7 separate regions of the Mus musculus genome follow, and regions 2, 3, 4, 5, 6 and 7 are each linked to region 1. A link is a loop called in an ENCODE intact Hi-C map of the cell type or tissue named here. Cell type or tissue: left cerebral cortex. All regions are shown on one strand. Each heading gives the region's core, and the rest is flanking DNA. Links, peaks and the distances in the headings are about the cores only.

What was found. Peaks named below come from ENCODE experiments on the same cell type or tissue, not always from the same donor. Only the 100,000 strongest peaks of a DNase experiment are listed, where the experiment ranks them.
Region 2: a loop joins it to region 1, with 2.3 times the contacts of the local background. A loop is called at or near these places in 4 of 42 quality-filtered maps.
Region 3: a loop joins it to region 1, with 8 times the contacts of the local background. A loop is called at or near these places in 6 of 42 quality-filtered maps.
Region 4: it touches region 1 in a loop (10-fold over the local background); 4 of 42 quality-filtered maps call a loop at or near these places.
Region 5: it touches region 1 in a loop (7-fold over the local background); 6 of 42 quality-filtered maps call a loop at or near these places.
Region 6: it touches region 1 in a loop (5-fold over the local background); 5 of 42 quality-filtered maps call a loop at or near these places.
Region 7: it touches region 1 in a loop (5-fold over the local background); 3 of 42 quality-filtered maps call a loop at or near these places.

What each region holds. Positions count from the first base shown.
Region 1 is chr9:113,340,086-113,344,601 of GRCm38, forward strand. The region is part of intron 4 of Gm39436 (predicted gene, 39436); the gene reads right to left. Among named protein-coding and RNA genes, the nearest start is that of Gm39436, 17 kb to the right of the region's middle. In left cerebral cortex, for the core only: a CTCF peak has its summit at 2,133; DNase peaks (open chromatin) are centred at 963, 2,253 and 3,085; H3K27ac peaks cover 3,819 bases.
Region 2 is chr9:113,440,322-113,444,837 of GRCm38, forward strand. Gm39438 (a long non-coding RNA gene) reads left to right here and starts at 3,441. Exons shown (of 3, transcript XR_871308.2): 1 at 3,441-3,900. In left cerebral cortex, for the core only: a CTCF peak has its summit at 1,943 (motif pointing left); DNase peaks (open chromatin) are centred at 799, 1,909 and 3,382; H3K4me3 peaks cover 342 bases; H3K27ac peaks cover 3,630 bases.
Region 3 is chr9:113,245,924-113,250,439 of GRCm38, forward strand. No RefSeq gene overlaps it. Among named protein-coding and RNA genes, the nearest start is that of Gm36367, 48 kb to the right of the region's middle. In left cerebral cortex, for the core only: no CTCF peak of the experiment used is centred there; DNase peaks (open chromatin) are centred at 2,200, 3,106, 3,671 and 4,229; H3K27ac peaks cover 3,572 bases.
Region 4 is chr9:113,261,330-113,265,845 of GRCm38, forward strand. No RefSeq gene overlaps it. Among named protein-coding and RNA genes, the nearest start is that of Gm36367, 32 kb to the right of the region's middle. In left cerebral cortex, for the core only: no CTCF peak of the experiment used is centred there; DNase peaks (open chromatin) are centred at 542, 2,489 and 3,652; H3K27ac peaks cover 3,701 bases.
Region 5 is chr9:113,174,643-113,179,158 of GRCm38, forward strand. It overlaps Gm4657 (a long non-coding RNA gene), which reads right to left. Exons shown (of 3, transcript XR_871299.1): 3 at 1-609. Among named protein-coding and RNA genes, the nearest start is that of Gm4657, 23 kb to the right of the region's middle. In left cerebral cortex, for the core only: a CTCF peak has its summit at 2,562; DNase peaks (open chromatin) are centred at 2,630 and 2,917; H3K27ac peaks cover 3,615 bases.
Region 6 is chr9:113,627,220-113,631,735 of GRCm38, forward strand. It overlaps Gm36686 (a long non-coding RNA gene), which reads left to right. Exons shown (of 3, transcript XR_379911.3): 2 at 111-237; 3 at 1,180-1,542. Among named protein-coding and RNA genes, the nearest start is that of Gm36686, 3.0 kb to the left of the region's middle. In left cerebral cortex, for the core only: CTCF peaks have their summits at 1,773 (motif pointing left) and 2,634 (motif pointing left); DNase peaks (open chromatin) are centred at 1,288, 1,780, 2,235 and 2,604; H3K27ac peaks cover 3,656 bases.
Region 7 is chr9:113,417,971-113,422,486 of GRCm38, forward strand. No RefSeq gene overlaps it. Among named protein-coding and RNA genes, the nearest start is that of Gm36485, 9.9 kb to the left of the region's middle. In left cerebral cortex, for the core only: CTCF peaks have their summits at 2,022 (motif pointing right) and 3,894 (motif pointing left); DNase peaks (open chromatin) are centred at 3,315 and 3,816; H3K27ac peaks cover 646 bases.

The DNA.
Region 1 (4,516 bases), core at 248-4,247:
GGTGGTTCTGGGCTCCACAAGAAAGCCAGTGGGCTGAAGTAAGTAAGCAACCTTCCTCCATGGTCTCTGCTTATGCTTCTTGCTCTGTCTCTGGTTTTCAGTGCCTGTCAGGATCCTCCATCTACCAGCTGCTCTACTGAGCAACTTCCTCCGATCAAGGAGCTCTCAGTGTGTGAGTCATCAGGAGCATCATCCCACCTTCAACGTGTTTTGTTTCAGTGCACTTCCTTACTGCTCGTCCAGCAGCATCTGAACAACATGACTGCTAGAGATAATGTATAAAGGCATTGTAGAAAGCACCAGCAACACCCTCATTTGTTCATTTATATTTTTTATACCTAGTTTATTTGTGTGTATGGACCACGCGAGCATGTGTGTGCTCTCTCATGTGTGTGGGTGTGCAAGTTCCACAGTGCATGGAAAAGTCAGAGGACAGCTAACGAGTAGTCAGTCAGTTCTCTCCTTCCAACCACATAAGTCCAATGGGTCGTCAAGCTTGGCTGCAGTTGCTTTGACCCACAGAGCCGTTTCACCAACCTTCATTTGGCTAACAAATAATTCATGAGCACCTTGTACATGCTAGATACTGTTCCAGCCACTGGAGATAATGCTGACCAAGAAAAGTCCCCTGTCTCAGGAAGCTGACCCTGCCTTCAGAGAAACCAGTCATAGGCATAGGATGTCAGAAGATGACGACCATTGTGAAAAAAAAAATCAAGCAGGCTAAGAGAAGCAGTGCAGAGAGGATGGGACCCAGGGATGGTGCTTTATTTCAAATCCTCAAAGATAATCTCTCTCCGAGGAGGTGACATTTGAATAGAAACAAAATGGAATGCCAGACAAGCACTCTCGTCTGGGGAAGAAAACAGTGTGGGCAGGGAGAATGGAAGGTGGGAGGGAATCAGTGAGTCAGAGAGTCAGGAGGAGGCCAAGTGTGGACAGAGAGCCTCCCTTTGCTGCCCTTGGAGGCGGAGAATGGGCAGACCCAAAGCACTAAAGTGTTCAGTGAGGAGTCTTCAGAGAATTTGGAAACAGCCACGTGGTGGCACCCCCGAGGATTTTGAAGAGTTGCATGGACAGCTCCAGGCAAGGAGGCTGCTGAAGAAACAAGCCAGTAAGGAAGCAACTGAAGTAATCATGACAGCGAGCAGTGAGAGGAGAAGGAGCCACACTCTGGGAATCGCTTTGGAAGTGGGCACACCAGCTGAGAGGTGAACAGGAAGTCACGCTTGGCTCTACCACTTTGACCCAAGAAACAGAGTATAGTGAGAAAGTTGTGGCCAGGGTGAATCAGGCAGACAGAAAAGAACGTCCATTCTGATTGGGGACACAAGCTTGACAGAGCCGGCCTTTGGGTAGAGACTGGTGCTGACTTTTTTATTTGTTTTGTTTTGTTTTTTCGAGACAGGGTTCCTCTTTCAAGTTTGGTCCTCCTAAGAAAAGTTGACACAAGGCAGCACATTCAAAAATCATCACACATGTGACTTGTCATCAAAGCCATGAGCACCTCCATGATCAAACTTCTGGATTTTTCTAAGTAGCTACATTTGATGCACTGGTTGATAGGATCAGAATATAGAATAATCGAAACCTCTATCTCAAGAGCCCATATTGCCAAACCAGAAAGGCTTCCAAACCTACACAAAATCATTTTACTAGTTCTACTCATGGAATCAGACAAATATGAAGTATGTGTGAGCATGAAGAGGTAAAGGTGACCGAGGGAGGGGATTTAGACCAAAACCACCTAGAGGTGTACAGTAGGGTATACCCAGTGGCAACTCATACACACAGAGAGGCATATGGAAGGATAGGTGCAAGATGACTATGGATAGATGGATAGACAGGCAGACAGACAGACATGGGCAGGCAGACTTGCAATGGGCATGGATACTTGATTTGCCACAAGGAATATGTCCATTTCAAGATTCTGCCCCCCGTTGTCCTCATTTAACTCAGTACTTTCAAATTTATCTTCCTGTGTCTATTCCTTGCTTGTCCCAACCCAAAATTCCATTTTTAAGCTCACTCTTGTCAACCAGACTTGCAAGAGCAGTATTTTATGCGCTAACTTGTGATCTGTTATTACTTTCAAAGATGACACTGGGTTTCTCACCTGGTGTGCTCCAGAATGACAGAAAAGAGGCCTCTAGTGGGGAAACGAGATTTTCATAGTTTAAACCCTAAAAATAACAGTCCTATAACACTGAATCTCATTACCAAGCAGCAAGTGCTGTCAATGCTCTTCATCGCTGGTGTTCACGAGACACATCCCAGAGCCCACGTACTGACACCTACCCACTAAACACACACACACACACACACACACACACACAGAGAGAGAGAGAGAGAGAGAGAGACTCCCAAGCTATGCTGTTACCTCTGGTAAACCCAAGGAGTGTGCGCCAGATCAAGACTCCCGTCCTGTTGTGTTATTACAATTCACTGCCTAGGAAATGAGTCTGTGGCTGCAAGCCCTTCAGTTCCCTGTATGGCAGATTTGGGCAGAACTGGTGGGTGTAAATGAATGCAGCTGCACGGCTGGACTGTGAGGAGGAGGAGGGAGAGGCAGACCCAGGGTAAATTAGAGGAAGAGAAAACGAGAGCAAGAGGCATGGCCCAACTCCCTCCAGCTTCCTTGGTCACTGTTCTCCCATGGTCAGCCCTAAACAGATAATGACAACGTTTCCACATGTGCAGCTAAATCGTTATTCTCTGGAGAAGCCTAAAAGTTCAACCGGCAGGCTGGTAAACATTCCTGAATCTTTAGCCGGCAGTGGAAGGGATGTAAAAATCAGCATTTTATCCATCACTGGACTGACCTCCCTTGGCCTCAGGCGGGAGATATTTACAAGAAGATAATGAAAACATATGAGCAAGGAGGACCAGCTGTGCCAGTACACGCATGCTTAGGTCCTGCTCCGCTGTGCTAGTAAAGGCTCTTGAAGGTCTCATGGGAGAAACAATACCTAAGGAATCTTTGGGGGACATTCCATAGGAAAAACATCACTATACACACCACACTGGAGCAGGCACTTTTACTCCCTAACTCCCCCACCCCTTCCTGAGGGCTTTCTAGAAAACCAAAGCTCCTTATTCTGAAAATCCCTGAATTAGTAGAATACACATTAGCAGAGAGCACATGGTTGGTAGGTGGGAGGTAGGTAGATACATAGATACCTACATGTATGCATACACATACACACATACATAAATTCATGGGCAGATTGGTTATTCAGTTATCCAGATCCAATAACACTTGATAACCTATGTTCTAAAGCAGTGCCAACATCCATGGGGCACTATGGCATTTGCAAATGACTTCTCAGCCCTCCCCCACAGAATGCCCTCAACAGGCTCTGGAGAAGCAAGATGGGTGCTTTCCACTTCACAGTCAAGAAGCAAATGGCCAGAGTTAAGGCATCAGGGGTTGCATTGGACACTCTCACACTGCTGCAACCACAACACCTGACAGAAACAAGTTGAGGGAGTGTGCTAGCTTGACCTATGCATCTACACCATGGCCCAGAGTGAAAGGAAATCAGAAAGGGACTCCAGAAAGAACCTGAAGCAGGAACTGAAGCAAAAGCCATGGAAGAACACTGCTCAGTGGCTTGCTTGCTTCATGGCTTGCCCAACTTGCTTTTTTTATACAACCCAGGACCACCTGCCTAGGAATGGTACCGCCCACAGTGGGCTGAGCCCTCTCACATCAATCACTGATCAAGGAAATACTCCACAGATTTGCCCACAGGCCAATCTAATGGATACATTCCTCAACAGAGTTTCTCTGTTCCCAGATAACTCTAGTTTATGTCAAGTTGACCAAAACATACATACAAACAAAAACAACAAAAACAAAAACAAAAAACAAAAAACCTAAGCAGCACAGGGGGAATATTTTTGGGCTCATGGTCCCAAAGGGATTTCTATCCATCCCAGAAAGGAAGACATAGCAGAAAACTTCATTCGAGGCCACCAGAGAGTGTGGCAAAGGTTCCTCACAACACCATAGATCAAAAAGCATAGGGTCTAAAGGGCCCAGGGGCAGAGCTATGATCCTCAAAGGCCCACGGGTAGTGACCTGCTTCCATTAGCTATGTCCCACCTCCTGGTGGTTCTGCAATCTCCCAAAAGAGCATCACCTGCTGGGGACATTCAGATTGAAAACTTAACAAGAGCTGAAGTCAGTGTGTAAGGCACAGCAGGACAGTCGTTGCTGGTCCCAAGACTGCTGTCCACCTGAAAACACTATGGTAGCTTGCCTTTCTTTGTGGGAAGAAGTGGAGAGGGAGGAAGCAGACAGACCTGACCATTATGAGTATGAATTTGTTAATCCCTCCAAAGGTCTTCTTGTCTTTAAACTCAGTTGTTCCTGCAGAGGCCATGGGCATGCATAGAGGCAGAGAACAGGAGATGCCAGGTGCAGAGCCTGTCAAGGAGTCGGGAAATGTTCATTTCCTTGGCTTCATCCCAACTCCCCCAGCACTAGTCTCCATGACCACAACACTGAGCC
Region 2 (4,516 bases), core at 155-4,154, 100 kb after region 1:
CAAGGTTCTAGAAAGCTTTTAGTTAAAATGCAAATCCACTGAAGATTGTGAGCTGTGCCAGGGTTGGGGCCATATGCAGCTGAAGTCAGGAGTCTCAGCCTCATTCCCCTAGTTTACGTGTCTCCGTGGTGCATTTCGCCCACAGAGCTAGGCAAAGTCCAAAGGCATGGGCATAGAGGTTAGAGGCAGTTGGTGTGAGAAATTAAATAGAGCCAGTGCTTGCCAGGCATTGAACCCCATGCAAGAAAAACCCAAAGCATGTGAGGAAACTCGTGTGTGTGTATGTATGTGTTTATGTGTGTATTTGTGTATGTGTGTGTATTGTGGTGCATGTGTGTATATATGTATGTGTTCTGCATGTGTGTGTGCGTGCATCTATGTGCAGGTCAGAGGTTGACGACAGTTGTCTTCCTCAACTGTTCCCCATTTTGTTTTTGCACCGGGTCTCTTGCTGAATGTGGAGCTCATTGATTTGGTTAGTCTAGCTACCCAGCTCACCTGAGAGATCCATGTCCCTGCCTGGAATTCCAAGCAGACCACCATACTGGCTTTTTATGTGGACACTACAGGCCAGAATTCTGGTCCTCCTGTTTGTGAGACCAGTGCTCTATCTGCTTTATCTTCCCAGTCCCTGAAACTTTTTTTATAGTGAGTTTGAAACTCGAGACATCTGTGACTGCCTGGGTGACTTGAGTCACTCTCTCCTGTGCAGAGATGATGGTGCTTGCCTTGGACAGCAGCCAGAGAGCACAGCTGGGAGGAGGGAGGTGGATGCTGGGATATGTGTGGACAAGCTGCACACAGGTGAGATTGTTTGCTGCTCTTTTGAGGCAGGGTCTCCTGTATGTAAGGCTGTCTTTGAACTCACTATGTCACTAAGGATGGCTTTGAACTTCCGATCTTCCCACCTCCATCTCTCAAGTGCTGGCATTACAGGTATGCACCCCCACAGTGCTTGGGAAGGACCCCCAGGGGCATAATGCAAGCCACCTCCAGCACTCTCAGGGTTTTCTTTCCACACTAAGCTGTACTGTAACAATAGTGACCACAGCAGCAGCAAAAATCCACAGGCGCTCCCCTCACTGAGCACCTTAGAGTGTGCCCTTAATTAGAAGATGCTGTCTGGCTTAACAAAGTTCCTAAGAGTTAGAGATGAGGCTACAGAAGTTCAAGTCAGGAAATAGAAATCATAGCGACAGCTTTGACAGGCAAAATTCATCCTAATTTATCATTGTTATCATGATATAAAATCGTTAACAAGGTGCCTGAGGGAGCAGCTGGGGGAGGCAGCTCTCAGCCTGAAATGACCAACCTTCCTTATTTGTGGAGATGTGCTGAATTTCAGAACACCTGAATGTCGGTATTAGAAACTCAAAAAGTCCCAGGAAAACCAAGACTAGCCTAGTCACCCAGTGCATCCCTAAAATTATGGAAATACTAAAAAAAAAAAAAAAAAAAAAAAACAAAAAAAAAAAAAAAAAACGCTTGAATTAATAAATCTCAGAAGTGTAAAGATGAGGGGCTGAAGAGATGGCTCTGTGGTTAGAAGCACACGCGACTCTTCCAGGGGACCTGGGAACAGTTCCTAGCATGCATGTCAGAAAGCTCCCAAATGCTCATAACCTCAGCCCTAGGGGATCTGACTCCCTCTCTGACCTCCGCAGGCATCCTCGTGTGGCCTCTATTCTCACAGACAAACGCGCGTATACATAAATAAAACTTTCGTTTTAAGTCTGAAGAAGAACTCCTCAGAACAGGATCTAGATAATGAAGGCGGCAGCTGACTGGGTGGTGATACCTCCAAGTAAACTCGTCCCAGCGAGGTGGGCCGTGAGAGTGCTGCTGCAAAAATCCTAACCCGTGCGTGGACCCATCAGGCACTGAAGAGGGAGCTGCGGGTCGGAGCATCTGAAACGCCTTCTTATTGCGCCCCCTACTGGCAGGCGTCACAAGGAACCAGCTGACAGAATACATCAACCCCAGCATCTCTGGGCAGAAGAATGCAAGAACCGGAGCTTGGGGCTGGGGCACAATGCAGTTTAATAACTGGAATATGGGGAAAGAAATGTATGGAGGAAGATGTTATTTGTGATATAGGATTTATTCTGAGGACTTATTCAGAAATTATTTCTAAGGCTGGAGAAAGATAGCTTAGTCAGGATCTGAGTTAGGTCCAGAGAACCCACCTGAAAACACCTGAAAAGCCATACTTGAGACTGTCCTCTGATTCCCACATGCATGTGTACACACGTGCACGCAAACATATGCATGCACACCCATACATGCACAAAGGACAGTCTTCCTAGGCTCCTGAGTCTGGTCTATCTAGACATTCAAGAAGAAGGTAATTCCTGCAGAATGCTGTTCACTGACCTTGATCGTTCCCCTCGCTGGCTGGGATCCTCCCACCACAGACCCACCTAAGGCTCTGATGGCCACATTGGCTGCCTATGGCCCTTCGGTCATGTCTCCTGGCCTTCTCCTGGGAACCATGGCCCCTGCTTTGCAAACTTCTAGACAGCTGAACTGAAAGGAGCATTAGGCGGCTTTAAACATTGATATGGCTCATTATTCTTTCATGAGGTACTGCAAATCTAACCTCACAAGGCCAGAGGCACGCACACGGGGGCCCAGGGGGGGTCATCACAGCACTCTGCCCTAACCTCGGAGATTTTATCCTGTAAAAGGATACAGAAAGGGCTCTGCAAACATCTCACACCACTACAAGTACTCAGACCATAGTCATGGTGATGAGTGAGGGGCTCACCGTGTCCCCCTCACCCAACACCCCACTATCCTCATCTTTGCCACTGAGTCAGCCATAGGAGAAGAGATTAAGATCCATAGCTAGGATTCCAGTCTCTGTCTCATACCCTGTGACAGAGAGTCTCTCTCCAGGGCTTTTGTGCTATATTTTCCCAAGTAGGATATGGTTTGGCCATATTTTCTCCTCCTCTTGGCCCTATCTTTCCAATCTTCCCTCTTCCTGTCTTTTCTTCTTACCTCTATTCATCCCTGACAGTCCATCTTCTGGGCTCAGCCTCTCCCAGTCTGTTAAGTTTCCTCTCTTTTCATTTTTGCTACAGCTCTGCCTATTCACATGTACGGTGTGTGCACACGTGTGTATCCCGATGACCTCCTGTCTTCTCTGGCTTCCGGATCCCCCTTGGTCACCACCTCCAGCTCTAATCTCACAGGGTTGACAAAAAATAACAAGCTTATCCCTAGGGAGAGGTAAGATTCTGGTTTTGTCTCCTTTTTGGTATTGCTTATTCTAAAAAGAGGCAGCCAAGCAAGACAAGGGTGGGTTCAACTCGGGACACAGATAATGAGTCCCAACTGCATGCTAAACGATGAGCCATAGATGCCCGGTTCAGTCTGGAGCATTTGTTTAGGATGCCAAACCATGTGCTCATCTCTAGGGCCTCGGAGAAAACTGGATAGGGTCAATCCTAAACCCAGGAGTGCCACACAGCCTGTGTCTGGCGAGAAGGAAGAGCTCTGAGAGATGCAGGATGAAGGCCATCCGACCCCGCTGTCGTGGAGGCAGTGCTGTGACTGGTGTGTGGGTGTGGACCAAAGCACCCCGTCTGAAGGTGCACTGAGGGTAACCATGTGGTGATGGACAGCAGATTGCTGTGAACCGGAGCACACAGGCTGGAAGGAGCTGCTGAAGCATCTGCACGGATACAGGCAGTGAAGGGATGGAGCTGTAGGGTTGAGAGCCTGTGAATCGCATGGAGATGGGAGGGCAGGCTGTGGGAGATGCTACCACAGCTCACCCCTTCCTGCCCACTGCTCGCAGAAAGTTTCCAATGCGTGTCTGCTGCTCCTGCCTGAAGGAGCCCTCTGACCACTGACACAGGCTTGGCCTTCTATACAGAAAGACCATGGTGGCAGGTAATTAGCACCCCAGGGAACACACTCAGCCAATGACTAATCAGAGAGTTTTGTTTTGTTTTGTCTCCTGGTTTGTAACCCTCCGGGTACCATTGCATAAGCCCATCTACATCTCTGCCCTTCAGGAATGAGCTCCTACTACCCATGGGGTAGGCTCCTCGACCCAAATGCCCTGTGCTGGCTGGATGCTCTTCTCAGCTCATGTACTAACTCTATCTGGTACTTCTCTCTTACCACAGGTAAACATGCATCTAATCCTATGTCTGCTACTGTAGCCACAAGAAAGCACATAAAACCTTAAATGGTAGCATGTAGTCAGGTTCATGATTTAGGACACGCCCACTACAGGAGTTGGTCATATTTGAGGCAGAGTACGGGACAAATATTGAAGCCAATTCAGGACCACCAAGGTAGATCAGTGAGGAAAGAAAGCTACCTGCCACCAAGGCTGATGACTTGAGTTTGATCCCCAGGACCCACATGGTAGAAGGACAAAATCAACTCGAATAAACAGTCCTCTGACCTCCACAAATACACCATGGCACTCATGTACACACACACACACACACACACACACACACACACACACACACCAAATGAACAAATATTTTGAAAT
Region 3 (4,516 bases), core at 271-4,270, 94 kb before region 1:
TAATAATCAGGTTTCTCATGGATTCAAATATGGAGACAGTTACAATCTGCAACAAATTTAATTGAAAAACTTTAACAGTACAAGAAAGAGTTGACAGTTCCTAGTAATAGACTTCAACAAGTCAAGAGTACACATTACTAGTCTCTAGAGGAAACAGAGAAATTATATGTAATGTATATGAAAAAGAAAGAATCAAATCAATTATTACAACATAAGGAGAAAGTTACATACAGTTTTCTCTCTGTATGTGTATACATGTGCAAATGTGTGTGTGTGCAAGTGTATATGTGTGTGCAAATGTATATGCATGTGAAAATGCATGTGTGTGCATGTATGTGTGTATGTGTGTGCATGTGTGCATATGTGTGTTCCTGTGTGTGCATGTGTGTATGTGTGTGTGCGCATGTGTATGTCTGTGCATGTGTGCATATGTGTGTGCATATGTGTGTGTGTTTGTATGTGCATGTGTGTGCATGTGTGTGTGTACATGTGTGTGCATCTATTTGTGCATGTGCATGTGTGCGCATGTATGTGCGCATATGTGTGTGCATGTGTGCATATGTGTGTGCATGTGTGTGTGCATCTGTATGTGCATATGTGTGTGCATGTGGAGGGGCACTGCATATGTGCATTCACACACACAGGAAAGGATTCTGGTGAGGTTTCTGTTGATCTCAGTTTTTCCTCTGATAACAATATCAGTAGACAAGTGTGTGATACCCCTAAAGCCCTGAGATAAAGGAGGTGTGATGCAGTAATTACACATTCTGCCAAGTCGTTTTTTAAAGATGACTTGAACTAGGAATGATTCTGAAATATGCAAGGACTCAGGAAGTCCCACATCTACTAGCCCTTGAAGAAAATCGTTATTAGGGTTATATTATATAATATTATATTATATAGTATATGTGTGTGTGATAAATCAAAATGAAGAAATGAAATTGAAATTCCAAGCTGAAATACTGATGATAGGTTTAAAAATGGAAACTGACAAGTACAGAAATCAATATTATAAAACCGCTTTGAAACATCAGATAACTAAAAACGTTAGAAATATTGGGGGCTGCAGAGCATGCATTTGATTTTGTTTTTACCTTTTATTGTACAGATTTCCAAAACTACATCCCAAAGTCAGATTACACAGCTGAAACATCATTTGAAATGTATATAAAAAAGAATCTTTTGACACTAATGTATTTCATTGGGTATACCTAACATCACACGAGATAGACAATTGAAATGAATTTACATTGAATTTTTCAAAGCAATTCTTTAAAACCTATATCTAGATACATCATTAGGTACCTACTAGTAAATAATGGAGAGCTGTTAGCATTGGAGAGAGGGTTTGAAAGGTGTTAATCAAAGCCTATTGTTGCCTCTGGTTTTTGTTGTATTTCTAGAAAATAAAATTTGGCTCAATTTGTATCTCTGGTTGATAAATGTTTTCTGAAAAGCAAGTAACATTTAAAAAATAATAATAAAAGTTGACCTGGTTGTATTGGCCCACATCATTAATTCCCTGCACTCTTGAGGCAGAGACAAGCAGATCTGTGAGTTTGAGGCCAGCTGGATTTGCATAGGTCCAGCCAGGGCTACATAGTCAGATCCTCTTTAAATAATAATTTAAAGAGACATTTTATGAAAGAGACTAAAACAAGCAAAAGCTGTTTGCGTAAGGAAGGCTAACATAAGGCAGCGTGCTTGTCAACAGGAGAAAACCAAGCCACAAGAGAACACAGGAGAGAGGCAGGCACCCAGAGCTCACCATGGAACAGAAATAAAGCTACGGAAGGGAAAGGTGTGCTCTAGTGTTTTCCAAGCACAAAAAAATTGAAACAACCTATAAATACCAATTTGCTAAAGATGGCAAGGTGATCTGTCCTCTAGAGGAAGAGGGACAAAAGTGACTCTAGTACATGGGCCTGACACCCTTCAGGTAAGTAGCCAGGAGGCAAAATACACTGCATTTGCACTTAGAGTGAGTTCTAACATTGGAATCAGGAGCAGGACATTCGAGAGACAGGATGTGGCACAGTAAAAAAAAATCTGTGAATAGGAAGCTGCCATATCATTTCTCTTCCAAAACCATCCGCCTTGGCTTTTGTCTCAGACCCCTTGAATAGTTTGTGCTGCTCTGTGGGGGTTTCAGTCACGTGGTTGCCTCAAATCCACGTGACAAACAGCACTTTGGTCCACCGTCTGTGGGAGTGCAAACTGAGGGCTCTGCAGAACTATATGGCAGTTTCTAAGGAAGTTGAAATACACCCACACTTACATCCCAGAAATTCCATTCCAGCCCATGTCCCCAAGAGACCTGAGTATGCCTAAGTTCACAGAATCTTGTATAAGCGTACTCATGGTAGCTTTATTCATAATTACCAAAGACTAAGGAACAAAATCAAGTTTCACCAACCAGGGAACACCATACCTATTCGCTGGAATGCTACTTAACCATTTAAAGGGGTGAGCCATGAAGCCATGGTGTAGCATGGAGAGCCCTCACAAGTATCCTTTGAGCAAAAGGAGCCAGACCCTAAAGAAAAGCGCACAGTATTTAATTTCGTGTATATGAAATTCTGGAGTAGCCCAGTGAGTCTATAGATATAAATGTCACAACAGAGCTCATCTTGGAGATCACTCTTGACAGGAAAGGAACATGAAAGAATTGTAGTACTGTTTTCAGGTACTCAGGTACGACTATGTGCAAAAGTGAGATTTATAACTGAACACTGAATTCTATTTGATTAAGTTATATACCATGAACACAGTGCTGGACCCCTTCTGTCAAAGGAGCACACTGCCTGCTTCCCTCTGCACTTCTGGAGCTGCCTGGGTACCTGCTCTATCCTGCACTTAGGATTCTGTATCCCTGGGTGAGACCGGAGAGCTGTGTGGATTCAATCCATAGAAAGAACAGGGCAGCCGACCTCATTTCATTCCTTGGGTGGAGTGGAATCTATACTGTTCCTTAAAACAGCGCAAATGTAAACGAGGTGTAAACTGCCTTCACATCTCATTTATGGAACAGATGAGCCGTGAAATGCATTTCACAGGCACAAGTGCTGCAGGGGTATGCTTAGCAAGCGAGCACAGTCTCACAGTGCGGAGTTGAACATTTGTTCCTCTTCCCTCGGGATCCAGGATTATTTCTGCGTATGACGGCTGGCCGGGTGGGGGGGGAGGGGGGCAGGGTATGAGTGTGGGAGGAAGAAGGGAGCTACTTCTCCAGTCCTTAGGATTTCTTCCTTTTACCGTGTGATCAACTCCTACACATCTGTCAGAGTCCAACATAGCTGTCACCTCCCTGTATAGCACTCTTGTTCCCTGATCCTGTTCCTCTCTACACAGACACAGCATGTGGCTTTTTTCCTGTCTTGATTTATCATGGTGGTTCTGTAGGCTCCCTGTAGCCCAATGTTTGATTTCAGTAGTTGCTCAATTAATCTCGTGTCCAGTATGTACATGTGTATATCTGTGTGGTGTATGTACACATGTGTGTGCAGTATACACACCCATGTATATTCGTGTAGAAGCTAGAGAAGAATATCAAGTGTCTTCCTGTAACCGATGTTATTTTTTGAGACAAGGTCTTTCACAGAACTGGATGCTTGCTGTTTGAGCTAGTCTGGTTGGCCACTGAGCTCCTGGAATCTTCCTGTCATTGCCCCACAGCACTTGGGTTACAGACACGTGTGGCTCTCCTAGGCTTTCACATGGGTGCTAAGAACATAATCTTAGATCCTCCTGTTTTCACAGCAAGTACATCAAGCCATCATCTCTCCAGCTCCTTAGATTATGGCATGTAGGGATGCCTCCCTCCATAGAGGCTAACTCTTCTGTAAACAGTTCCCCAAACACAAAATCATCACATACTTGAGTCAGAGAACATGGATGCATCAAGCTAGTCCTGACCTGTAACTTTGATCCCTACTGGCTAGTTATCATAGTACTGGAAGGTTGTTGTGCATGCTGAAAAAGGAGGGAAACCGTCATCAATCTTACCCAGTTGTGAATTCTACAAGCTGGTATAGCCATTGATCTAGAAAGGCGTGCCCACTGGTGCAATAATGGCATAAACGCTGTGGACTGACCAACCATTCTCTGGTTGGATTTATGTCCTGTTCAGGAAGATGAAATTCATGCCTGGCACCATTGTCATGCCAAGAACCTGTGGTGAGATTGGTCATGGCCCCAGAGAAGAACTTACTACTGCTCTTATGTTAAATAGAGATAGTAAGCAACTGACTCCTGATGGCTCATCATCATATCCATAGATCAGTGCATTTCTCGATGCTTCTCAGATATGCTTCTATTTAGAGTAAACCCAGAAACCCACAACTGCTCAACAGGCAAAGAATAGAAGGCTGTGGAATGTTTAGCTCTAAATGGGACATCTCTATCCACCCACAAGGCTCAGGGATCATTTTAAACAGGGGGTTGGAACTCTGAAAGATACAGAAAGAGTGGATGGATAAAAAGAAATGATGTCTTCCATCTACAGCAGAGCAGTTGC
Region 4 (4,516 bases), core at 391-4,390, 79 kb before region 1:
CCAGACCTTCATAACACAGGTAGCAGTCAAAAAAAAATGGTGTTTTAGCAAGCACTCATTGATCTGATACAAGTTTGAGGTCACAAAACCACTTCTATATGTCCAACAGAGCACTTAAGAGCCCTAACCCTAACCCTAACCCTAACCCTAACCCTAACCCTAACCCTAACCCTAACACCCCTAATGTAGCTTCCTTGCTTTCTTTTCTAATGAGCTTGTTCTGAAGAGATGGCAGTAGAATGGATCTCTGGCAGTCACACACACACACACACACACACACACACACACACACACACACACTCCCCATATCTCTCTGGCTAGCTTCTCTAGTTTCATAGACAGGGCAGAGATAACAGGAAATTGTCTGTTACTCAACCCATGTGCTGATGATACTGCTCCAGGGAGGCGACTCAACACCAGAGCAATTGTGTAGGAGAAAAAAACACCAAGCCATCACGATGTCCAACAGGGAGCTGTGGCCACCGTTCCTGTGCACAACCCTTGGTCCTTCCAAACTTGGCATGTGGCATATGGGAGTCCACATTCATGTATAGAGGAGAGCATCTCTGTTCTGCAGACGTGAGGCTATAGGCTTCTGGCATTCTCTACCCCTGTTATTGCTGTCATTTCTACCTTCCTGCCCTCTAGAACCGTAACACAAAGCTAGCCTATTTAAAACAAACCCGCCACAATCTGCTCCAGAGAGATTTGCTCTGAATTTGCCCCAGACTGAAAACTGCACACGGCCAAGGTTTAAAAGCTTATGTTGGGAGAAATTGAACATTATCTCCGACTAATGTTTTCTTACCATACTTAAATTTCCAGAGGCGTTTACAAAAATTAAACATCACTGACAGCCGAGTCCTTTATTTATGAAGCCAGAAATAGGCATCAATCCTGCAATCACGTTATTATTTTTCTTATTGCTCTTGTCAGTGTATATTTCACTGTCACTGGATGGGATGAGTTTAGGGTGGTGTGGGAATAGAGTGTTTATTGACGTGTGCTTTCTTGATATTAAAAACAAACCATGGGCTTCTGTCTTAAGGTCTTGGAAAAATTAGTTATGCACATGAGAGATTAAAATTTAGCTCTGATTTGCGTTTTTAAAACTAGTTCTTCAGAACTGGAGAAATAGCTCATTGGCATGTTCATAGCATATGTGGAGCTCTGAGTCCATCACTCAGCCTCATGTAAACTGGTTGTGGTGACATTTGTCTGTAGTCCCTGGATGCCAGAGGTGGAGGCAAAGGGATCAGACTTTAAAGGTCACACCTGGTTACATCATAAGTTTGATGACAGCTTGTAAAACATGAGACCACGTTTCGTTTTATACCATAACTATCAAAATAACAATGATGATATTGATGCTGATGATAATCCTAGGATTTTTTAATATAGCACAATAGTCACCACCAATTTTACTAACACCTAAAAATGTATTTAGCCATCTTGAAGTTGTATTAAGTGGCAGTTGGGCCACTGAGTACAGGGGAGGAAGGTAGAGTATTTAGGCATCTCTCTAAAGTTGGGTAAATGCACAAAGTGGCTCTATTAATAAGAAAAATAGCATTGAGGGCTGGAGAGACAGCTCACAAGTGTGAGGACATGAGTTTAGAGTTCAAACACAGAAACCGGACATAGCAGTGTAAGTACTTGTAACCTCACTGTTCCTCCAGGGATATGGGAGGCAGACAGGAGACACCCTGGAAGTTCGTGGAACAGCTAGGCTGGCATACACGATGCCAATAAGACCTGATCTCATGCCAACAACACCAGAGGTTGTCCTCTAACCCATATCCAAGGACTGTGGTACATACTCATCTGCACTGACACACATGAATACATACACACACACACACACACACACACACCACTCTTAAGAACACTGACCAAGGGCATTAGAGAAGAGAATGTTCACCCCTTCTGCACCCAGAGAAAGAGGAGTCTAGACAAGATGAGGGAATGAAAGACCATCACATGTCCTGCAGTTGCAGCTCGTCCAGTTGAGTCTCACAGGGAATCAGGGAGATTGGTTTTGGGCGTGAATGTCCCAAAAGGTCAGACACTGTGGACAGAGAGAGCCTAATCTTTTACAAAGTGCTGATAGGATCTGAGACACACATGTGTCCTTTCCTTCCTGCACATGTTTGCAGTTCAAGCTTCTGAGAAGTGAGGTCCAGAGAACGTTTGCAGTGGGCATGATGGATGAAAGAGGGGGTATCCACTGTCTTGGTAAAATAAGAGCATGGTCTTCAAAGCCATGTATACCCTTGATGTGACATCTAAGAAGAGTCCTTCCTCTTGGGTCCTGGCTTTCGTCCCTGGTGTCCTCTGGCTGTCAGGTCATCCATCTCTCTGCTAACTAGTCAAGACTTCCTGTTCATCACATCTCTCAAAAACAGACTCAAGCCTTCCCTAGTTTAAAAATATCTTCCCACCACCCACATTTCCTGCAGTTACTGCTCTCTCCTCCTCCTCCTCAGACCCAGACTTCCCAGACAATTATCCACCCTGCATTCTCCATATGTTCCCGCCCACACACCCCTCAGTTCACACCATGTCGTCTTCAAGCCCATCCATGGACGTGAAGAAGACACAGTGATCTCCGGGGGCCTCTCGGTTACATCCTTACCTTACTGGAATCTCAACACAGGTGAAGGTCATTTTCTTCCTCTGGGGTCCATCTTGGGCTCTCTGAACCCAGTGGTCTACCTGAGATGCAGTGAGTTTCCCTCTCACACTCCTTCTCCCACCAATCACTTCACAATCCTGACATCCTATAGAGGTCATCTTTCATGTGAGGAACCGTTCCCACTACCTTACCAAGCAAATATCTGCATATCTTATCATTCTGGCTCTCTCTCTCTCTCACTCTCTCGCTCTCTCGCTCTCTCGCTCTCTCGCTCTCTCGCTCTCTCTGTGCATGTGTGTGTGTGTGTGCGTGTGTGTGTGTGTGTGTGTGTGTGTGTGTGTGTGTGTGTGTGAGAATGCATGAGCATAGGTTGACCTAGCGGTTGTCAGGCAGGCTAAACTAGCTGGATGGTGAGCCTCATGGGGCCTCCTCTGGCTGCTCAGCACTGAGATCACAAGTGAGCACTACTATACCTGGCTCTTCGTATGAGTTCTGAGGAATTGAACTTAGGTCCTCAAGCACATTACTCACTGAGCCAGGTCCCTGGGCTGGCATCTGTTTCTTGGATCCACTTTCATCTTCATTCCTCTCACCCCCTCAGAACTTCAGTATGCGTCCCCCCACCCCCAGAAAGGAGAGATTTGCCTGAAATCACAATTAATCATGCTGACGGATAGTGACCAGAGGAAAGAGCCCAGTATGGCGGTATTTCCTCTCTACCTGATCCAGGAAAGTAAGACATTAATAATGTAAGTGTCATTCATCATCGCTGAAGGAAATATCAAACATGTGCGGCTCCTCTAAGCAATTTTGTTTCCATTGGCAGGATTGCAAAAACAGAAATAAGATCCCATGAGTGACCTCAGAAACCCCTTAGAACATAGTCTGTCTAATTTATAAAACAAGGAGCGTCTAACCCTTCCCATCTCATCCAAGTATCAGAGGGAGCTGGTGATGACTGAGGCTGTGGCTTCAACTGTCAGCAAGAGAGAACAACATCAGACAAGACAGACACACTCCCTAAAATCATCAGCCTACAGGACTGATGCACAGATGGCAGAGCCTGCTCTAGGAGATGAAGGGTACCTCACCTCACCTCACCTCATGAGAAGTTACTGATAGATTCTTATCAGCCCTATAAGAAAATGAAAGTGCTGTTGGAACTGTCCAGGGTGCTAGGAGCAGGACAGGGCCAGGGGAAGACATTTGCATGCTATTTGCCTATTGCTTTTCTATGAATGTTGTCAGAGATCGAGAAAAAGCGAGATCTGGTTTTCACATCACACTTCATGGCTGAGACAGTACTCTCTGGCTTGGCCTTCGCGACAGCTCACTGAGATATCCGTAGACAAACATATTCTCTGCTGATCGATGTGAGAGAAGTCAAGCTCACAGAGAGTTACAGAAATGACTCTTGTTCCAAGAAAAGACTTCATCATACACCCAACACCATTTGATGGATCCTAATTGTGCTGTGTGTCCTGTGATAGGAAAGATAGATGGAGATTGAAAAGGTAGCTTTGGGCCACTGAGGAGATGATGGATGCAGAGGAAAGACTTCTGCCCTCCCTCCACATACTAAGAAAGGAGATATTGGTAACTGAACATAATAACTTACTGAAAAGTCTAGAAGGACTCAAAGAGTAGATGCTGAAAGCCACATCTTGAAAACACAGTGGCTACAAGTCAACAAGGTAAAGCACTCGAGTAGCTGGGACGCTGTTGGTGCTTCCTCCACCCAAGACTCTTTCTCTGGGGCTCATGTTCATCATCCATCTCCATGGATATCAATTCTCATGACATAAAATTTCCCCTCCTTGGAACAATTGTTCCCAGCAGACAGGAGACACTTCAAATAGAATAGAAGGACAAGCCCATCAT
Region 5 (4,516 bases), core at 193-4,192, 170 kb before region 1:
TTCAGTACACCTCTGCTGAAGCATGTTTTCAGCTGATCTTCTTGGTGTAAATGTTCTCTCTCTGGGACATCCTAATCCTTTCTTCTGATGGTCTTCTCCCATGTTCTGTGAACTTTTCTCCTTGGGTTTCTCTTGAGGGAAGCCTGGAGCACGCTCTGAGCTTTGGGAGGCCTCCTTTGAGCACAGGAGTTGAGTGCTTCAGCTATGGCTTGGTGGGTCCATTGTACTTATTACCTAGTCAATAGCTCAGGCCCCCACTGCGCACAAGGGAGTCCACTCAGCCATGGTCTTCCTGGTAAACCTGGTTCCACCATAGGCCAGAGCAATCAGCCAACTCTAAGGAAGGGCAGGGTAGGGACAGCACTTCACATTATGCTTTGTAAGTCCATCATCACAGGAAATCAAGGCAGGGACCCAAAGGCAAGATCTGAAGCAGAGACCATGAAAGAATGCTGCCTACCAGCTTGCTGTGCAGCCAATTTTCTGCCAGAATTTCACAATCTGTCTTCTGACAAATCAGTTTGAAATCATTTAAAGTCTCAATCTCTACCAGGTATGGTGATTCATGCCGATAATCCTTATCTAAAGAAGCTGGGGTAAGAGGATCACCTGTAATTCAAGATGAGATAGATACACATAGTGAGTTCTGTCTCAGCTAGGACTACAGAGTGAGCTACTGTTTAAAATAACAATTAAACAAACTAAGATACAAATGCATACATAAATGAAAGAATACATAAGTGAAGACTTCCTTTCACTCCCTGGCATTTATAACATAGATGTTTAAACAGAGGCACACTCACAGCTTTGAGAGATACACTGAATGGGCCAGGATTGTTTAAAAGTATATGTTTGTGGCTCCCCCCCCCCCCCCGAAGAGAGTCCAGAGCTTTCATCAACTCATAAGGGAATCTAAGCCTCAAGGAAGCTTGAAAGCAATTGCTTTAAATCATCTTGAATGTCTCCTAAATTAAAGCCAGCCCTTGGTGAAACACCAGGAGCTACAAATTTAGGTCTTGAGACATTGCGTCTGTTGCTTTCCTGGTGTCTGTCAGAGCTGGGGGGGGGGGGGGGGAGGGGTCCAATCAGGTGAATCATATGCTGGGCTCCAAGGGTTCTTTACAGTGATACAGTGACTATTTGGGGGCTTGGTGGAGTTGGAGAGAGGCTATTGAAGAGATGAGTGTGGTACCTGAGCCAGCCTGAGCCAAGCCTAAGCCTGTCTGTTCTCTGCACACAATTTTCACCCCAAAACACAGAAACATAAAATAAACCAACTACACATAAGGTAGGACAGAAAGAATGACAAGAGATTTGGAAGGGTGGAGCTACCCTCTGATGATACAGGGGTTAGTTCACCAGGAAAATACAATCATTTAAAATGCTATGAACATGCCGAAGATCAAAGCCCATGGGGCTGAGGAAATGGTTCAGTCAGGAAAGCGCTTGCGGCACAAGCATCAAGACTAAGTGTGGATCTCCGACACACATAAGAAGTCAGGTGTGCTTTCTCTAGCTCCTTCATTGGGTACTCTGTGCTTCCAGCCCCCTAGGAGGAACAACAATATGAACTAATCAGTAACCCCAGAGCTCCCTGGGACTAAACCATCAACCAAAGAAAACACACGGAGAGACTCATGGCTCTAGCTGCGTATGTAGCAGAGGATGACCTAGTTGTTCATCAATGGGAGGAGAGGCCCTTGGTCCTGTGAAGGTTCTATGCCCCAGTATAGGGGAATGCCTGGACCAAGAAGTGGGAGTGGGTGGGTTAGGGAGCAGGAGGAGGGGGGAGAGGATAGGGGATTTTCGGAGGGGAAACTAGGAAAGGGATAACATTTGAAATGTAAATAAAAATATCTAATTATTATTATAATAAAAAATGTCAGGTGTGTTCTTGCAATCACAGTGCTGCCAAGGAAGAGACAGGAGGATTTCTGGGACTCTGTTGCCACCAGCTCTCCCCTAATCAGTGAGCTACAGGTTCACAAAGAGATCCTGTGTCCAAGAGAAAGAACCAGACAGACAACTCTAGAGAAACAGCACCTGCCATTGACCCCTGACTTCCACATACAAACTCACATGTATACACACACACACACACACACACACACAAACTCGCAAACATACGATTAATGCTCTCCAGAAAACAAAAACCAAACTTCATGATTTTTGTTTGTCTGATTGTTTGTTAAATCAAACACTGGTAGAAATAGATATGTAAGAACACTTGAGCCAATCAATCCTCAAAAAAAGAGAATTTTTTATAACAATTTATGACAGATAAGTGTCATCTATGAGTGTGTTTTTACAAATTGTACCCAGTCAGGTCTCACAAACTAAAGGACCAGGAAGCAAAGGCTTCGAAAGCCAGGGAAAGGGGAGGCCACCAGACTGAGCCGCAAACCCACGCTCATCTGGCCCCCAAGTCAACACTCTTTCCAGGGGAGCTTGCTAGCAAGAAATAAGAAAGATAGTACAGAATCAAAATCTTTTTTAAAATCTACATAATTCATTTGGTTGAGTATATTTCTCTTCTCCCCAGTGGCAGCTTCTTGCTATTTTCCCCCACCTGTTAATTACTCGGGGCTGGTATGGGGGCGGACTTGGCTTCCTGAGGCAGCCCAGGCAGGTTGTCACGCTGTCAAGGATCCCTTCATTAGCAAGCTGTCAATATGCTGCCAACAGCCACCATTTGGTTTGTTCAGGGAGCAGAGCTGTGGTGTGGAGTCTTGGCTCCATCAATTAGAGGAATTAAAAAAAAAAAAAAAAGAAAAGAAAAAAAGGCAAGAGGCAGATGTCTTCCAGTCTGTTCTCCGCAACAGACTTGGGATATGGCGTGGGCTTTCACTGGGAGGAGGGCGGTGGGGGTGGGTTAAGGGAAGTGTCAAGGAGGAGGAAGCTAACAAAAGTATGGCGAGCAAGACGGAGGCGTTGAAAGATATAGACTCCTCGTGCCACGGGGTTCTGAGTAATGCTAGCTTTGGCCATGTCCTTGCTACAGTGGACAGCTCAAAAATCAAGCTTTTAAAATGGTTAGGAAGCCACCAGTTGGATTTTAAAAGTGAAAGGTGCCATTTGCCTACAACCTTTTCAAAGTTACCCTAATGAAGCAGAGAAGACCTGCCAGTCCCTGGCAGCCCTTTTACAAGCCTGCACTCTTTCTGTTAATTGGCACCGTCAACCCCTGAGCCTCCAGGCCCCTAGACTTCCCAGTCACGGCGTGCCTGCAGACATGTTGCTTTTCAGAGGGCCTCGTGTAAAAGAATGACAGAAGCCTAATTTTTGAGCAACTCTTTGCAAAGCTGGGGTAACAATAAAAACTTTATTCCTGGAGTCTCAGACCCTACTCTGCATCTCTTCCCACAATGCCTCGCAGCTGTGCCCACCTAAACTGTGCTCAGATTCTCTACAAGCAGGGAGACCTTGGGACCGGAAAGGGTTTGCAAAGCTTGCCTCAGAGCTGTCTTTGTTGTGGAAGGGAGTGTGCACAACTCAGATTTCAAGAACTGACAAAATATAGTCTGTTGTGGAGGTGCGTGCCTGTGATCCCAGTCCTTGAGTGGAGGAGGCAGCAATCGAAAGGTCAGGCTGGAGACATGGCTTAGACATTAAGAATACTGGCTGTTCTTCCAGAGAACCTAGCCTTGTTTCCCACCCATAGGGTAGCTCACAACCACCTGCAGCTCCACTCCCAGGGGATCCAAGGCTCTCTTTTGTCTTCCATGGTTATCAAGTGTGCACATAGACACACATGCAGATAAAACATGCATATACATTAGGAAATTTAAAAGAGTTTAAGGTCATCCCCAGCTACATAGTAAGCTCAAGGACAGCCTGGGCTACGCGAGCCTTTTCCAGGGTGCGCGTCTTCACAGGAAGTACCTCTTTCTTTTGCTTTTTCCTTCCTTCCTTGCTTCCTTCCTTCCTTCCTCTCTCTTTCTTTCTTTCTTCATTTCTTCCTTGTCTTGTCTTTCTTCCTTTACTTCCTTCTATTTTCTTTCTTTCTTCTTCTTCTTCTTCTTCTTCTTTTTTTTTTTTTTTGGTTTTTCGAGACAGGGTTTCTCTGTGTAGCCCTGGCTGTCCTGGAACTCACTTTGTAGACCAGGCTGGCCTCGAACTCAGAAATCCGACTGCCTCTGCCTCCTGAGTGCTGGGATTAAAGGCATGCGCCACCACGCCCGGCTTCTTTTCTTTTCTTTTCTTTTCTTTTCTTTTCTTTTCTTTATGTGAAACATTCATAAAACTGGAATGTTCGGAAGTCATAGAAAAGAAAAATTAATGGTCGATGCTGCAAACAAAGAAATGGAAACAAACAAACAAACAAAGCCCAGAAGGAGAAACACATCTGCTATAACCATTGAGTGAGGACATCTTGCACAGGTAACTAACTGCAGAAAAAGAACGGCAGGGCTGCACGCCCTTGTCACAGGCTGTATATCAGTGTGTGGTTTTACCCACAATTCACAGAACAGAAGGAATTGATTTAATGGAGCAGAACTGGAAACATGAACACACT
Region 6 (4,516 bases), core at 205-4,204, 290 kb after region 1:
TCATCTCATTGGCTATCATGTGGGCCTCAGTTCTCTAGCCACATGCCAGAAAGCATGGTAACACATCTCACTTGCTAATTCTCCATTTCCTTCTATCTGCAAAACTTAAGCAATATACCCTAACAAAGGAGCCAAACCCCAGAACCTGAGGAACAGGAGCAGCCCACAGCAAACTGTGACTGGGTCGTTTGAACAGCACCTTCCTGAGAGAGCGTCTGAGCTTTTCTGTGGCAGAAGGTATATGTCCTCAGGCCGGGGGGGGGGGGGGGACTTAAAAAACAACGTTTAACTAGTTCAGTTTATTTTTCTCTCTCAGAGTACAAAGCAAGTTACTATAATAAAACAGAAACTTTCTTCTTAAAGTCTCTAAGTACTTGTCATGTATTAAGCCTTCCTTTGGGGAAGGACAAGAGAGATCAACTATGTCCTTGGAGTCCCCAAGTTAGTCTTCTTCGGCTGGTAATTTGCAAAATCCTCTTGGGACTTAAAATAGCATCAGAATTCTTTTTCTTTTTCTTTTTCTTTTTTTCTTTTCCTTTTTTGATGTCGGTTTTGTTTATTTGTTTTGTATTTTTGAAGACAGGATTTCTCCGGATAGCCTTGGCTTTTACTGAATTCAACCTGTAGACCACGCTGGCCTCAAACTCAGAGATTTGCCAGCTTCTGCCTCCTGAGTGCTGGGATCAGAGCTGTGCATCACCACCTCCCATCTCAGACGTTTTTTTAAAAGGTCAGGAGAGGCTGGGGTTGTAGCCCAGTTGGTAGAGTGCATACCTAGCATGCATAGACGTTCCAACCCTGGTCCATAGAAACGGGCTATGATGGCCATGCCTGTAACCCCAACACTGAGGAGGCAGAGGGACAAGGGACTTAGAAATTCAAGGTTACCTTCAGCTATACAGCATGTTGAGGTCAGCCTGGGCTACTCGAAACCTTTCTCAATAAAACAAAATAACGTTGAAAATTTAAAAGGTAGAAGGAAAATAAGAGGAAGGAAAAGGAAAGAGTTTAAGAGAGAAGGAAGAGAAAGGAAGGGAGGGAGGGAAACAGGGAGGGAAGAAGGAGGGAGGGAGGGAGGGAGGGAGGGAGGGAGGGAGGGAGGGAGGGAGGGAGGGAGGGAGGGGAGAGAGAGCAGCACTGATTAGATTTGTGCTTCATATGAGTCCCCTGTGTCTTCAGTCCTCAGCACAGAGCCTGGCTCGTGTCTGCTTGTCTTGGCTTTGCTAAAATGAGCACAGTGGATCTCTGAGAGCCTCCAACAAGACACAGCGAAGACATGTTCTCACACCCATCCTACAATCCACAACCCTACTGCCGTTAAGCCTGCAGACGTCTACAGCAATGGCAATCTCACCAAGCCTCAATTTCCGTTAAAGACAGATAGTCACTTGAAAAAATCAGTGTCTAAACTTGAATGCTGAAATCTCTAAAACCAGTGTCTCCACCTATCTGTCATGACCCCAGGTTATTTCAGACAGCACTGCCTTCAAATAGGCTGAAATTCATTCTGGTTTTTGGTTTGTTTGTTTTTTTTAAGTGGGTTCCCAAATAAATTTTCAAACTCTTATCTCCACAGACCAAATAGGCCTGCTTAAACCAAGCACCATATGATAAAGAGACAGGATTTGGGGCTGGAAAGATAACTTAGCAATTCAGAGCACTGACTACTCTTCTAGAGGATCCGAGTTTGATTCCTAACACCCATGTGATAGCCCACATCCATCTATAACTCCAGTTCCAGGGGAATCTGAGGCCCTCTTCTGGCCTCCAAGGGAACTGCACACACAGAGTGCACAGGCACTTACCAGCAGAAGGCCCACATACATAAAATAAAAATAAGTCTTTTAAAATAGAGAGACCAGGTTTAACAAGATGACCCCACAATTCAGGGGGGTAATGGAGCCTTCCTTTGCCTTTTGTTCCAAGCCAAATTCCTCCAGTCCACAGATGGTCTCTAGCCTCTCTAACATGGCTGTCACTGGGTGCCCAAGGGAAATGAAGAACGGAGAGAACCAAAGAAAACCTGAATACTCTTTCCCAGTCTGGTCAGCCAACTATGTGGATGTGGACGGACTATACACCAACAACTCTCGCTCCAGTCTTTCAGGCCAAAGGCAGCAAAAGTCAGCATCTAAGAGCTGTGCAGGTGCATGCCAAGGGCCCACGGTGCATGGTGAGAAAGGATGTTCCCATTCGTGCAGCCTGCCTGTGACTGACGAGTGCTGCAAACTGTCCGGCTGTTGCCTCCCCTGACCTCCGGGAGCAGAACCAAGCGGACGGGGGTGAGGATGGGGGACTTTTTACCCACACCTCATTCTCTGCAGCTTCACCATTTCCAGCTGCTGACGCCCCATCCCTGTGGGGGACAGCATGTGCTTAACATAGCTAGAGGCCAAAAAAGCAAAAAGAAAAGAAGAAGCAATGACAAATGCCCAACTCTCTCATTCCACAAGACAGCCTTCTGGACTTGCCCGTCCCCGTTGCTTTCACGTCACCCCAGCAATCTCCTTTCATGGCTCAGCTGCCCCCCTCCCCAGCCCATGTGGCTTTATCATTTTGTCTTACCCCCTAGACCAACTGCCTAGCAAACTTTTTTCCGACATCCTTCTGCTGCCATCTAGTGTGCACACACTGTCACAACGACTGAGTCCCGGAGCTTCTAAGGTACCCGTTGCCCTGGAAATAAATGCAAGGGGTGGGTTTGTCTCTGTCCATCCTTGCAGGGAAATGTCTATTTCTGGGGACACGCTAGCGTGGTGCATTTTGCTGTGTCCCTGATGCCCCCTCCCCATATAGCCTGCAGCCCTTCCTTTCAGAAGGGCCCCTCTGTAGCAGTTCCTGGATTTTCGGGTACATTCTGATCACAAGAAGATCTTGTTAAAATGCATATTCTATAGCATATTCTCTATAGTAGGATTCTTGCCTGCCCTAGGTGAGGGACAAGGTTTGATTCCCCAACACAAGAGAGAAAGGAAGGTAGGAAGGCAGAGAGAGAGAGGGGGGGAGGAAGGAAGGAAGGAAGGAAGGAAGGAAGGAAGGAAGGAAGGACTAAAAAAATAAAAAAAATAAATAAACCAATTCAGGCAGTGGTCCATGCTTACCCCATCCCACATGAAAACAGAGACAGGCAGATCCCTGAACTCGGTGAGCATCCACCCTAGCCTGCTTGGCAAGTTCTCAGCCAGCAAGAAACCATGTCTCAAAATTGCAAGGTGAATGGAACCTGAGGCACAACAGCTGAGGTCGTCCTGTGACCTCCACATGCACACACACACATACACCCTCAGAGATACGTGCACACACACACACACACACACACACACACACACACACACACACACACACACACACAAATAATAGATTAATTAAAATGCAGATTCTGATGCAGCAGTCAGGGTTGCCAGGCTCTGCGTCTATAATAAACAAACTGAGAGCCACTTTGAACAAAGAGCTAAAGATGGCCGCTGAGGACACAGGAACCTTAGCTCAGACTCTCAACAGCACAGGGGTCTGCATTCTCCATGGGACAAACACAGCGTAGCCTGCTGGACCCAGCAAGCCCTAACACCAGCAGTTTAAGAACAGTTTGAGCTTGGAGGTTGACATCTGACTGCTTCTTGCTGTGCAGCCTTGAGGGGGACACTGACCCTGTCAGAACCTCTTTTTGCCTCAGTAAAATGTAGGAAACCGTATGACCCAGTAGAAAGGATGCGCAGGACAGCCCTGTGTAGCACGGAGCCTTCACCTTTGAGCCAAAGGAAAGCACTAAAGCCCTTATTGCTCTGCTCTTGACTGTGGATTCAGTCTATAAGACGGTGGATATTAAAAGAGAGGGGTGCTTCTGAGCCCAAAGAGCAGACTCCTTCGCAAAACAGGTCAGGAAGTGGAGAGAAGCGGGGACAGGGGCGGGGGCATTCTGCCCCTCTGCTTTCGACTGCATGTTGACTGCTAGTCAGCCAGCCTGGGAGACGTTTGCTCCCTCGGGTGGCACCTCTTCCGGGACAGGTGGGTAATGGTCAATCCTACCCAGTTCCCAAGGTGATGTCCCATTTGCTGGCAGTGTAAGGAACTGGAAGGATAGAAATTATTTCAAATCCATTCTGTTTTGACTACTGTTATTAAAGTGCCCATCTCAACAGTATAAATAGTGTCTGAAGTCTTAGAGTCACCCATGATCCTCTGGGCTCCAAAGGGTTTGGGTAGCCCCATCGCTCTGGCTCTGCCATCAGCAGCATGTGAAGGCTATCACCCAGGCTCCACACCTGCCACTGTCCTTCGTGGTCTTCCCACCAGTCTTGCATCTCCAGTATGCTGGGGTCTCCATGGAAACAGCTTCACCCACAGCCTCATGGCCCCTCTACTGGAACTCCATCCCTGCCACATCGGGCTAAGTCTTGGCTGTTATCCATAACTCCTTCCTGCCTTCAAAGTCAGTACCATGTTGGAGACTCTTATGTATTACCAAGTTTGACTACCAACCTGAGAGGCAGCCTTGGCCACCTCCCTAGACCATGGC
Region 7 (4,516 bases), core at 259-4,258, 78 kb after region 1:
CTCAGTCCACTTGTCCCACAGGCTGGTGAAGGGGCCACTGCTGCTATCAAAAGGCATCAGCTGCCACAGGGAACAGGCTAGGAATGTCCCTGTCCTGAGGAGTTAAGGAGGAGGAGGAGGGGGCAGCTGCCAAGGCAAACAGTCTGTGATGGGCTGGCAGCAAGAGGGCTCAATGCTAGGACGCATGCCAACAGGTAGTTAGGCTCAGATGTGGCTGGGAAACCAAGGATTCCAACTCCCTGGTCAGTCACTGCTCATCCAGGGTCTAGAACCTTCAGTGATGTCAAGGTCCCAGCTGCTAGAGGTGGAGCCCAAGGTGATGAGGTCTTTTCTTCCTGTCCTGTCTCCTTCTTCACAGACTCTCTCCCTCATCAGCAATGTCAGCTGGGCCCCTCTGCTTTTGTGTGGACCTCTGACCAAAGCTGAGCAGACCAGAGATTCCAGCAGGCAACATGGAATTAGCATCAGCCTCCATCTATTTACCCTGTCTACCCACCTGCTCACTCCCTCTGCCTCTCCCCTCCCCTTCTAACTCTCAGAAGGAGTTGTGCCCTGTGCAACCCTTACTAGCACACCCAGAGCTTTCTAGAGATGAGGGCCAAGCTGGAGAGTGGACAAGCCCAGTGGGCACAACTCCTTATGAAAATGCAGCAATCACGCAGGGGATGACTCCTGGGGAAGGCAGTTGACAGCCATTAGCCATAAATCCCACAGTTAGGACTAGTTGTGATCTTTAGAACCCTGGGGCACAGACCATCATGAAGCAGACAATTCTAAAAGTCCTGGAAGATGGTGGAGGCCACACTCTACATCTACGTCCATCTGCAAACTGGGTCAGTGACCTAAGTTGACGCCTTCCAATTGTGATCTGTGGAGCAGTCCCTTCCTTTCCACTCTGCCATCAGCTCCTGAAGGCTGTGAGACATGGGGAACCCAGAATAAAACCAAAAATGAATGAAGGAATGGATGAATGAATGAATGAATGTTTTCTTGCCGTTGTCTTATCTTGAAGGTCAAGGTCAGCATTGTAAACATGCTACCAGAAGAAAAAATTATTTCAAATGTTTGAGATCACTTTTGATGTCTTAATTTACCACCAAAATCATATGAAGCCAGCGGTCCCCTTCATGTCATCACGACAGGGCGGCGTGTATACAGGAGATGAGGATGAGAAACTGGAGGAGGGAGGGCGAGAGAGAGGAAGGGAGGGAGGGAAGGAAAGAGAGAGGGAAAGAGGGAGGGAGGGAGGGAGGGAGGGAGGGAGGGAGGGAGGGAGGGAGGAGGGAAGGAGGGAGGGGAGGGAAGAAGGGAAGGACAGAGGGAGGGAGGGAAGGAGGGAGGGAAGGAAGGAGGGCAGAAACTCCTGACTTAATGGTTGCCCTGTTCTTATAGCTTGATGTGCACTATAGGTTAATCCTTCCAACATCTCCAGGAGGTTGCTGCAGTCTCCAGGTGGGTTGTGCAGAGAATGCAGGCACCGCCTGGAAGGAACCCGCTGTTTACTTAGCCCCCTATTGTCTGTCTCCTCATCTATGTACCCAGGATGACACCCGTGAGCCTTAAATTAGTTGATATATGCAAAGCTCTTAGAAGGCCTTCTCTCATAAAGTGGGCAGTGGAGAAATGTTGGCTGTAATTATTATGACCCATCACATAATTTAATTAGATAAATAAATAAGGTAGGCTTGGGGATAGAGCTCAGCGGGTGGAGGGCTCTCCTAGCATGCAGGAAGCTCTGGGTTTGCTCTCTAACAGTACATAAACTAAATGAGATGGTTGGTGCATACCTGTAATCCCAGCCCTGGGGGAGGGGTGGAGAGGGGAAGATGAGGGTCCACTGGCATTCTTGGTTATAGTTACATAGTGAATCAGAGTACAGGCTGTGATAGTTGAGATGCTGTCTCAAAACAAAAGGTAAAATGAAGAAGGAAAAAGGAGGGAAGGAGGGAGGGAGGGAGGACAGGACAGGAAAGTTAAAAGGGAAAGTTAAAGCAGAGAAGGAAGGAGTTCCTCCCCTGCCCAGCAGGTGGCGGAGTCAGAGTCAGTCCACTGTGCTCTGTCACCTTCATGGTTCTTGTTCTCCCAGTTCCATCCTGTATCTTAGCAACCAGGAGACTCAAACTGACCCAAAGGAAAAAGTAGAATATGGAATGTGGATACAGCTACCTAGGCCTTTCATATGTATGGACCAGACTCACTTTTCTCTAGGAAATCAGTCTAATGTCAGAGATAATGGGAGGGCTGGAGAGATGGCTCAATGGTTTAAAAGGCATGCTGCTTTCATAGAGGACCCAAGTTTAGTTCCCAGCACCCACATCAGGTAGCTTACAGTCGTCTGTAACTCCAGCTCCTGGGGATCCAACACCTCTGACCTCCAAGGGGTCCTGGACTCATGTGCATAGACAGACACATGCATATAATCAAAAATAATAAAAACAAATCTTAAAATAATAAGATTAATAATAGAATTAAAGGTTTAAAAAAACCTCATAGGAATTAGCTGACTTTCACACACGATGTGACAGATTCAAGAGAAGCTGTGAAACCCAGGGAAGGAGCTCACAGGGGCTTCAGACAAGATGGCGCACTCCAGGGGCCAAATACCCTCGCATTTGAAAGAACATGGCCATCAGCAAACTGTGAGGACAGGATGCTGCTGCCAAGGAGAGTGCTTCAATAGAGACAGACCCCACATTTGCTGGAAGCAGTCTGTTACCAAGACAAATGGAAGACAGAAAGATTTCCAACTGTAAACGACCTTGTACTGGTGAGTTCTCCAGAGGTAAAGCTAGGAAGCCCTGCCTTACCCTAGGGTCTACGTAAGTCTGCATCTCGAAGCTCCTCCTAGTGGGAAAAGTATATTTATTAAAAAAAAACAAACAAAAAAAAAAAACCTCATTTTGTTCCAATATGGACTAAAAAAACACACAAACAAAAAAAGAAAGAAAGAAAAGAGAAAGAAGAAAAAAAGGAGGGAGGGGGGAGGGGAGGAGAGGAGAGGAGAGGAGAGGAGAGGAGGAGGAGAGGAACCAAATAACCCATGCAACCAAAGGACTAAACAGCTAACAGCAAAGAGAAAATGAGAACAATGGCCAGAAAATAAATTAATTGTTCACAAAGAGCAGGGGAACTCTTTAACACCATCAATGTGCACACAAAAGTGTTAAAAAGCATTTTCCTTTTTTAATCTTCGGTGTAAGGAACGGAAGACACTGTTTCCTGAGCTGGATTTAGCAAGCATTAGCATAGGACAGGACATCAGAAGCACAACCCAGCAGACAAAAAGTAAGTAGGTGTGGAGAGGGGGCATCAACATTGAAGACTTGTGTGGATCAAATAAGAAAAAGCAGAAAAGGCAGCCTCCAGAAGGTAAGAACGCGCTTTTGAAATATCCGACAATGAGTAAATATCCAAAAATATTCAAGTGACTCCTACAGCTCAACAACAAAACTCCATACAGGGCTGGAGGGATGGCTCGCTCATTCATAGGACTCAGGTTCAGTCCCCAGCACCTACATGGTGACCCACAATCACCTGTAATTCTAATACGTATTGATGAAAAGGACCTACAATGCCATGAGGAAAACTCACATGACAGACAGCATCAAGGTACAGCTTAGATATTCAGAAACAGTCAGTGCGCTGAGCAGCTAGGCAAAGGGTCCAGTTTACCTTAAAGTTAAAAAATAAATACAAAAATACAAAAAGCTCCATGCTTGAAACAGTACCCCTTAAATAGTGGCTCATCAAGTCTAAAGATACTGGGGCTAGAGAGTTGCCCTAGTGGTTAAGAACACTTGAAACTCTTAACAGAGGACCTTGGTTCACATGGTGACTAACAGTCACCTATAACTCCAATTCCAGGGGTTCTGATGCCCTCTGGTGGTCATTGTAGGCTCCTGCATATACTTGGTTCCCATAAACTCACACATATACACATAAATTTTAAAAATATATTCTTTTTAAAATGGTGCCAATGGAAAATGCTAATAAAATGCTCACAGAAACTATGAGCTTAGATCTTGACCTACAATCTTATCTTTGCTCAGAGAAAGGAGCAACATTTTACAAATGCAAGAGCCCAGGGGGTAAATTCTCGAGCCTTCCTTTCAGTGATAGAGATACAGGTCAAACTTGAACGAGCCAAGTGATGAGGAGAAAAGGATGTTACCACTGAAAAGGACCAGCGGGGCTATGATGTTCATCTCCACGGGCAACTCGATTGGATGGAGAGACGCTTAGAGAACAAGTAGAGCAAATGTCACAAAACCAGGAGGGGGATCCCAGAGGGGACTGCCATGTCAGGCTGCAACTGAGAGGAAGACATTCCCTGAGGGTGACAGTGCCACCCACAGCTGGAATAGAAGCAGAAGTGGGTGGAGGCCGTCTAGCATCCCCTCGCTTTCAGTCAGCTTTCCGGCCACGGTATCCCATCATGCCCTGCAGTGGTGGCGGCAGCGTTCTACCTCACCAAACTCCCACAAACAATGGATCCAGCCAACTGTGCGCTTTACAT